Linked DNA regions of Homo sapiens: region 1 is linked to region 2. The links are chromatin loops, found by intact Hi-C in ENCODE. Cell type or tissue: Calu3. All regions are shown on one strand. Links, peaks and the distances in the headings refer to the core of each region. The heading gives the core; the rest is flanking DNA.

Region 1 (4,377 bases), core at 129-4,128, 290 kb after region 2:
TCTGGACACAGGCCGGGGACACGCGAGGACCGTGGGACACCAGGCTAGCCCCATCAAGATAGAGACCCTCTTTGAGCCAGACGAGGAGCGCCCCGAGCCACCGCGCACCGTGGTCATGCAAGGCGCGGCAGGGATAGGCAAGTCCATGCTGGCACACAAGGTGATGCTGGACTGGGCGGACGGGAAGCTCTTCCAAGGCAGATTTGATTATCTCTTCTACATCAACTGCAGGGAGATGAACCAGAGTGCCACGGAATGCAGCATGCAAGACCTCATCTTCAGCTGCTGGCCTGAGCCCAGCGCGCCTCTCCAGGAGCTCATCCGAGTTCCCGAGCGCCTCCTTTTCATCATCGACGGCTTCGATGAGCTCAAGCCTTCTTTCCACGATCCTCAGGGACCCTGGTGCCTCTGCTGGGAGGAGAAACGGCCCACGGAGCTGCTTCTTAACAGCTTAATTCGGAAGAAGCTGCTCCCTGAGCTATCTTTGCTCATCACCACACGGCCCACGGCTTTGGAGAAGCTCCACCGTCTGCTGGAGCACCCCAGGCATGTGGAGATCCTGGGCTTCTCTGAGGCAGAAAGGAAGGAATACTTCTACAAGTATTTCCACAATGCAGAGCAGGCGGGCCAAGTCTTCAATTACGTGAGGGACAACGAGCCTCTCTTCACCATGTGCTTCGTCCCCCTGGTGTGCTGGGTGGTGTGTACCTGCCTCCAGCAGCAGCTGGAGGGTGGGGGGCTGTTGAGACAGACGTCCAGGACCACCACTGCAGTGTACATGCTCTACCTGCTGAGTCTGATGCAACCCAAGCCGGGGGCCCCGCGCCTCCAGCCCCCACCCAACCAGAGAGGGTTGTGCTCCTTGGCGGCAGATGGGCTCTGGAATCAGAAAATCCTATTTGAGGAGCAGGACCTCCGGAAGCACGGCCTAGACGGGGAAGACGTCTCTGCCTTCCTCAACATGAACATCTTCCAGAAGGACATCAACTGTGAGAGGTACTACAGCTTCATCCACTTGAGTTTCCAGGAATTCTTTGCAGCTATGTACTATATCCTGGACGAGGGGGAGGGCGGGGCAGGCCCAGACCAGGACGTGACCAGGCTGTTGACCGAGTACGCGTTTTCTGAAAGGAGCTTCCTGGCACTCACCAGCCGCTTCCTGTTTGGACTCCTGAACGAGGAGACCAGGAGCCACCTGGAGAAGAGTCTCTGCTGGAAGGTCTCGCCGCACATCAAGATGGACCTGTTGCAGTGGATCCAAAGCAAAGCTCAGAGCGACGGCTCCACCCTGCAGCAGGGCTCCTTGGAGTTCTTCAGCTGCTTGTACGAGATCCAGGAGGAGGAGTTTATCCAGCAGGCCCTGAGCCACTTCCAGGTGATCGTGGTCAGCAACATTGCCTCCAAGATGGAGCACATGGTCTCCTCGTTCTGTCTGAAGCGCTGCAGGAGCGCCCAGGTGCTGCACTTGTATGGCGCCACCTACAGCGCGGACGGGGAAGACCGCGCGAGGTGCTCCGCAGGAGCGCACACGCTGTTGGTGCAGCTGTAAGTATCCCTGGGGTATCCCCTGGGGCTGCTTAGGTTCGTGTGTTTTTTTTTTTTTTTTTTTTTTTTGCTCTGTTGCCTAGGCTGGAGTACACTGGCGTGACCTCAGCTCACTGCAACCTCCGCCTCCCGGGTTCAAGAGATTCTCCTGCTTCAGCCTCCCAAGTAGCTGGGACTACAGGTGCACGCCACCACGCCCACCTAATTTTTGTATTTTTAGTAGAGACAGGGTTTCACCATGTTGGCCAGGGTGGTCTCGATCTCTTGACCTCGTGATCTGCCCGCCTTGGCCTCCCAAAGTGCTGGGATTACAGGCATGAGCCACTGCACCCGGCCCACGATTTTTTTTTTTTTTTTTTTTTAAACTAAGTCTCTCTTGGTCTCCTAGGCTGGTGTGCAGTGGCGCAATCTTGGCTCACTGCAGCCTCTGCCTCCCGGGTTCAAGCGATTCTCCTGCCTCAGCCTCCTGAGTAGCTGGGATTACAGGTGCCCATCACCATGCCAGGATAATTTTTGTATTTTTAGTGGAGATGGGGTTTCGCTGTGTTAGCCAGGCTGGTCTTGAACTCCTGACCTCAAGTGATCCACCCACCTTGGCCTTGAGGTTCATGCTCTTAACCAGTGCCTCTCAGCTGGGGGTGATTTTGCTCTGACATTTGGCGATGTTTGGAGACACGTTTTTGGTGGTCACAACTGGGAAGCAAATAATACTACTGACATCTAGTGGATAAAGGCCGGGAATGCTGCAAACATCCTACAGTACACAGGACAGTCCCTCTGGCCCCAAAGTGTCAATAGTGCCACAAAGACTAAACAACACCCATTGGGACTAAATTGAGGTCGATGTCTGGGAGAATTTATTCAATCAACAAATATTACTAAGTCCCTTTTTCTTGAGAGAGTGTGGCTCTGTCACCAAGGCTGGAGTGCAGGGGCACAATCTCAGCTCACTGCAACCTCCACCTTGCGTGTCTCAGCCTCCTGAGCAGCTGGGACCACAGGAGTGTGCCACCACACCCAGCTAATTTTTGTATTTTTTTAGTAGAGATGGGGTGTCACCATGTTGGCCAGGCTGGTCTCAAACTCTCGGCCTCAGCCTCCCAAAGTGCTGGGATTATAGGTGTGAGCCACCACACCCAGCCTCTATATCCCTTTTATCGGTGGACCCAACAATCTTCTGTAGACAGAAGACTGTGTGAATAAGCCAATGGTCCCAAGAGAGCACGCATCCTAATGAGAACGGAGACAGATAATAAAGAGGGAAACAAGTAAACCAACTATCAATGATTAGGAGCGTCAGATAGAGCCAGGTGCAGCCTGGACAACATGATGAGATCCCCATCTCTAAAAATATAAAATAAATTAGCTGGTCATGATGGTGCACACCTGTAGCCCCAGCTTCTCAGTAGGCTGAGGTGGGAGGATTGCTTAAGCCTGGGAGGTCAAGCCTACAGTGAGCCATGATCTCACCATGCACTCCAGCCTAGACAACAGGGCAAGGCCCTCTAAAAAAAAAAATGAAAAGATAGCATGCTTTGGCCGGATGTGGTGGCTCACGCCTGTAATCCCAGCACTTCAGGAGGTTGAGGCGGGCAGATCACCTGAGGTCAGGAGTACGAGATCAGCCTGGCCAACACGGTGAAACCCCATCTCTACTAAAAATACAAAATTAACTGGGCGTGGTGGCTCATGCCTGTAATCCCAGCTACTCTGGAGGCTGAGGCAGGAGAATCGCTTGAACCCAGGAGGCGGAGGTTGTGGTGAGCTGAGATTGCGCCATTGCACTCCAGCCTGGGCAACAAGAGCGAAACTCCGTCTCAAAAAAGGATAGCATGCTTCATAAACGGTGAAATGACATGCAAAGGCCATAGTTGTCAAGCACCAGTAACACCAGAGAGTGGCCTGTCTTTCCTTCAAGCAGACCAGAGAGGACCGTTCTGCTGGACGCCTACAGTGAACATCTGGCAGCGGCCCTGTGCACCAATCCAAACCTGATAGAGCTGTCTCTGTACCGAAATGCCCTGGGCAGCCGGGGGGTGAAGCTGCTCTGTCAAGGACTCAGACACCCCAACTGCAAACTTCAGAACCTGAGGTGAGTGCAGGCTGGTCTGGGCGTTTCAGGTGGTCCCCACCGTGGCCTCTCATGGGGATCAGTCACAAAGGTTCTATCACGGGATGGTGTATTCGTTGGCTACGGCTGCCATAAAAAAGTGTCACAAAGCCAGGTGCCGTGGCTCACGTCTGTAATCCCAGTATGTTGACAGGTGAAGGCGGGCAGATCACTTGAGGTCAGGAGTTTGAGACCAGCCTGGCCAACATGGCAAAATGCCATCTCTACAAAAAATACAAAAATCAGGAGGGTGTGGTGGCGGGCGCCTGTAATCCCAGCTGCTTGGGAGGCTGAGGCAGGAGAATCGCTTGAACCTGGGAGGCGGAGGTTGCAGTGAGCCGGGATTGTGCCACTGCACTCCAGCCTGGGTGATACGGTGAGACTCCATCTCAGGGGGGAAAAAAGTGCCAAAGACTGGGTGGCTTCACCACATAAATCTATTTTCTCAAGGCAGGTGGGGGGCTGCTGGAAGTCCAAGACAAGGAGTGGGCAGGTTAAGTTCTTCTGAGGCCTCTGTCCTGGGCCTGCAGATCACTGCCTTCTGTCTTCACATGGTCATCCTGCTGTGTGGGTCTCCAAATTTTTTTCTTTTTTTTACTTTTTTTTTTTTTAAATTTTTGAGACACTGATATGCTCTGTCACCCAGGCTGGAGTGCAGTGGCACAATCATGGCTCACTGCAGCCCCAAACTCCTGGACTCAAGCGATCCTCTTGCTCCAGCA
Region 2 (4,377 bases), core at 227-4,226:
ACTATATTGCAAATATTCTGGAAAGCTATTTAAAATTAGAGTTCTGGCTGGGCGTGGTGGCTCACACCTGTAATCCCAGCACTTTGGGAGGCCGAGGTGGGAGGATTGCTTGAGCCCAAGAGTTCAAGAGTAGCCTGGGCAATATAGCGAATGCTCGTCTCTACTAAAAATTAAAAAAAAAAAAATTAGCCTGGTGTAGTGGCATGTGCCTGTGGTCCCAGGTACTCAGGAGGCTGAGGTGGAGGACTGTTTGAGCCCAAGAGATTGAGGCTGCAGTGAGTTGAGAACATGCCACTGCACTCCTGCCTGAGCAACAGAGCAAGACCCTGCCTCAAAAAAAAAAAAAAAAAAAAAAAAAAAAGTCTGGGTGTGGTGGCACAAGCTTGTAAACTTAGCACTTTGGGAGGCCGAGGTGGGAGGATTGCTTGAGGCCAGTAGTTTAAGACCAACCTGCTCAACATAGGGAGACCGCCCCCTCCCATCTCATTACTTAAAAATAATAATAATAATAAAATTACAGAGTTCTGGGACCTGACCTTTTGAAACTGTGTTTACAAACTGTGGAGTAAAGCTCAGAAGTTTCTGTCCTGCCCCTCTGATTTGCACCTGGTTTTAACAAGGCTTGATTGTAGTCCAGTCTCTCCCTGATTTTACAAACAGGAAACTGAGGCTAAGAAAGGGGCAGTAATTGTCCAAGGTGATTTTCCTCCTTCCCCAACTTCCCTTTCATCTTCTGGGGCTCCCAGGAGGCCCGAGGACCCAGGCAGCCCCGTTTATTCAGTCCCCCCAGCTTCATACCACCCTAAGCCATGGCTGGGAGCTCAGCCGGCTACAGTTGTGACCCCTGGGGTCAACGTGACCTTGAGATGCCGGGCACCCCAACCCGCTTGGAGATTTGGACTTTTCAAGCCTGGAGAGATCGCTCCCCTTCTCTTCCGGGATGTGTCCTCCGAGCTGGCAGAATTCTTTCTGGAGGAGGTGACTCCAGCCCAAGGGGGAAGTTACCGCTGCTGCTACCGAAGGCCAGACTGGGGGCCGGGTGTCTGGTCCCAGCCCAGCGATGTCCTGGAGCTGCTGGTGACAGGTGAGGTCCTGGGGTCGGGGAGGAGAAGTGGGTGGAACAAGGGAGTTGGGGGAGGGACAGAGAGATATAGGGAAAGAGAGACAGAGCGAGGCGGGCAAACAGATTCACAGACACAAGAAAAGACAGATACAGAGACACTAGGGGGAGAGAGAGAGACAGGGGAGCAGAGAGAGAGAGAGGTACAGTGCGGGGGGAGAGAGAGAGAAAGAGGCAGAAGGAGAAAGGGAGGCAGAGAGAGAGGGAGGCAGAGAGAGAGGGAGGCAGAGAGAGAGGGAGGCAGAGAGAGAGGCAGGCAGAGAGAGAGGGAGGCAGAGAGAGAGGGAGGCAGAGAGAGAGGGAGGCAGAGAGAGAGGGAGGCAGAGAGAGAGGGAGGCAGAGAGAGGGAGGCAGAGAGAGAGGCAGGCAGAGAGAGAGGCAGGCAGAGAGAGAGGGAGGCAGAGAGAGAGGGAGGCAGAGAGAGAGGGAGGCAGAGAGAGAGGGAGGCAGAGAGAGAGGGAGGCAGAGAGAGAGGGAGGCAGAGAGAGGGAGGCAGAGAGAGAGGGAGGCAGAGAGAGAGGCAGACAGAGAGAGAGACAGGCAGAGAGAAAGAGAGGCAGAAAGAGAGAGAGAGGCACAGAGAAAGCGAGAGACAGAGGAGAAGGAGAAACAGAGCGAGCGAGCGAGCGGAAGACGCTCACGCGGCCCCGGACTCTCACCCCGTCTCTGCAGAGGAGCTGCCGCGGCCGTCGCTGGTGGCGCTGCCCGGGCCGGTGGTGGGTCCTGGCGCCAACGTGAGCCTGCGCTGCGCGGGCCGCCTGCGGAACATGAGCTTCGTGCTGTACCGCGAGGGCGTGGCGGCCCCGCTGCAGTACCGCCACTCCGCGCAGCCCTGGGCCGACTTCACGCTGCTGGGCGCCCGCGCCCCCGGCACCTACAGCTGCTACTATCACACGCCCTCCGCGCCCTACGTGCTGTCGCAGCGCAGCGAGGTGCTGGTCATCAGCTGGGAAGGTGAGGGCCCTGAGGCCCGGCCCGCCTCCTCCGCCCCAGGAATGCAGGCCCCAGGACCTCCGCCCTCAGACCCAGGAGCCCAGGCCCCCAGCCTCTCCTCCTTCAGACCCAGGGGTCTAGTCCTGCAGCCCCTCCTCCCTCAGACCCAGGATTCCTGGGACCCAGCCCCTCCTCCCTCAGATCCAGGAGTCTAGTCCTCCAGCTCCTCCTCCCTCAGACCCAGGATTCCCGGGCCCCAGTACCTCCTCCCTCAGACCCAGGACTCCAGGCCCCCAGCCCCTCCTTCCTGGACCCAGGACTCCAGGCCCCCAGCCCCTCCTTCCTGATCCAGCAGTCCAGGCCCCAGCCCCTTCTTCCTGGACCCAGGAGTTGAAGCCTCCATCGACTCCCCCTCAACTTTGAGACTGTAGAGTCAGGTCCCTAAGTCCACCCCAGGGGCTGGAAACCTGGAGTTCAGGGCCCAGACTTTGGGGTCCGGGAGCTGATGGCCCCTCTCTCCCGGCTCCGCCCGCAGACTCTGGCTCCTCCGACTACACCCGGGGGAACCTAGTCCGCCTGGGGCTGGCCGGGCTGGTCCTCATCTCCCTGGGCGCGCTGGTCACTTTTGACTGGCGCAGTCAGAACCGCGCTCCTGCTGGTATCCGCCCCTGAGCCCCAGGAGCACTGCAGCCCGAGACTTCCAACCTGAGTGGCGGAGAAGCTGGGACCCTGGGCTGGACTGTCCTTTCCTGCAGCCCCACAGTCCTGCTGGCTGAGCTCCGCGGAACGGTCCTTAGACCCCGCTGTGCCCTGTGCTGTAGCTTCTTTCCAGGCCTTTCCCAAGGAGTAGCTGAAAGGAAGACGCGATTAGTGGTTAAGACTTCCAAGCCAGAAGACAGAGGGTTCGAATCCCAGCACTGCCGTCTACTCACTGTAGTAGTAGCAGCTACAGAAAGGTAGTAGTGAGACGTGAAGCCAGCTGGACTTCCTGGGTTGAATGGGGACCTGGAGAACTTTTCTGTCTTACAAGAGGATTGTAAAATGGACCAATCAGCACTCTGTAAGATGGACCAATCAGCGCTCTGTAAAATGGACCAATCAGCAGGACACGGGCGGGGACAATAAGGGAATAAAAGCTGGCGAGCGCGGCACCCCACCAGAGTCTGCTTCCACGTTGTGGGAGCTTTGTTCTCTTGCTCTACACAATAAATCTTGCTGCTGCTAACTCTTTAGGTCCGTGCCATCTTTAAGCGCTGTAACACTCACCACGAAGGTCCCTGGCTCCATTCTTAAAGTCAGCGAGACCACAAACCCACAGGAAGGAACCAACTCTGGACACGGTAGCAGCATTCAGAAAGCGCCCTTCCCCAACTCTCTCTTGCCTTGACGGTAAAATGGATGCACTGATAAAACCCACTTCATAGGATTGTTGTAGGAGTCAGTGGGTAATACACATAAAACATTTAAAGCAGTAACTGGCCCGTAGTAAGTGTTCAATAAATGTTAGCTACCCTGTAACACCGATTTCTACCAGACTCAGTGCCGAAAGGAAGGTCTCACCTTTTTGCCATCAAGCATAATCAAGCACGACTTTTTCTTTCTTTCTTTCTTTCTTTTTTTTGAGAGAAGATCTCACTCCACCCAGGCTGGAGTGCAGTGGCGTGATCTCGGTTCACTGCAACATCCGCCTCCCGGGTTCAAGTGATTCTCGTGCCTCAGTCTCCTGAGTAGCTGGGATTACAGGTGTGCGCCATCACGCCCAGCTAATTTTTGTATTTTTAGTAGAGATGGAGTTTTGCCAAATTGGCCAGGGTGGTCTCGAACTCCTGACCTCAAGTGATCCACCTGCCTCGGCCTCCCGAATAGCTGGGATTACAGGTGCGTACCACCATGTCCGGCTAATGTTTGTATTTTTAGTAGAGACGGGGTTTCACCATGTTGACCAGACTGGTCTTGAACTCCTGACCTCAAGTGATCCGCCCGCCTCAAGAACTGAATTTTGAAGTCTAATTAGCCACCTGGGGGCGCTAACGTGTTGAAAAGACGGGAGGAGAGACTGAGCGGGTCTTCCGGGGTTTGATCTCAGTGCCAGAGGGGCCTTGGTAGAACATATGTGGGACAACCTCCCCGGCATATGTGGCTGTGGGAAATAATAACAATTTTAAAAAAGGAATAAGCCGGGGGTGCTGGCTCACACCTGTGATCCTAGCACTTTGGGAGGCTGAGGCAGGTGGATCACGAAGTCAGAAGTTCGAGACCAGCCTGGACAACATGGTAAAACCCCGTCTCTACTAAAAATACAAAAATTAGCCGGGCATGGTGGC

Evidence for each region. Hi-C counts contacts between places; a loop is a spot of excess contacts. Peaks named below come from ENCODE experiments on the same cell type or tissue, not always from the same donor. Only the 100,000 strongest peaks of a DNase experiment are listed, where the experiment ranks them.
Region 1: it touches region 2 in a loop (3-fold over the local background); 6 of 110 quality-filtered maps call a loop at or near these places.

What each region holds. Positions count from the first base shown.
Region 1 is chr19:53,806,755-53,811,131 of GRCh38, reverse strand. NLRP12 (NLR family pyrin domain containing 12) reads left to right here. Exons shown (of 10, transcript NM_144687.4): 3 at 1-1,545; 4 at 3,467-3,637. Among named protein-coding and RNA genes, the nearest start is that of NLRP12, 15 kb to the left of the region's middle. In Calu3, for the core only: a CTCF peak has its summit at 2,289 (motif pointing left); a DNase peak (open chromatin) is centred at 2,271.
Region 2 is chr19:54,093,569-54,097,945 of GRCh38, reverse strand. OSCAR (osteoclast associated Ig-like receptor) reads left to right here. Exons shown (of 5, transcript NM_133169.6): 3 at 782-1,084; 4 at 1,793-2,074; 5 at 2,589-3,278. The coding sequence ends at 2,725. Among named protein-coding and RNA genes, the nearest start is that of OSCAR, 5.0 kb to the left of the region's middle. In Calu3, for the core only: no CTCF peak of the experiment used is centred there; DNase peaks (open chromatin) are centred at 1,096 and 1,865.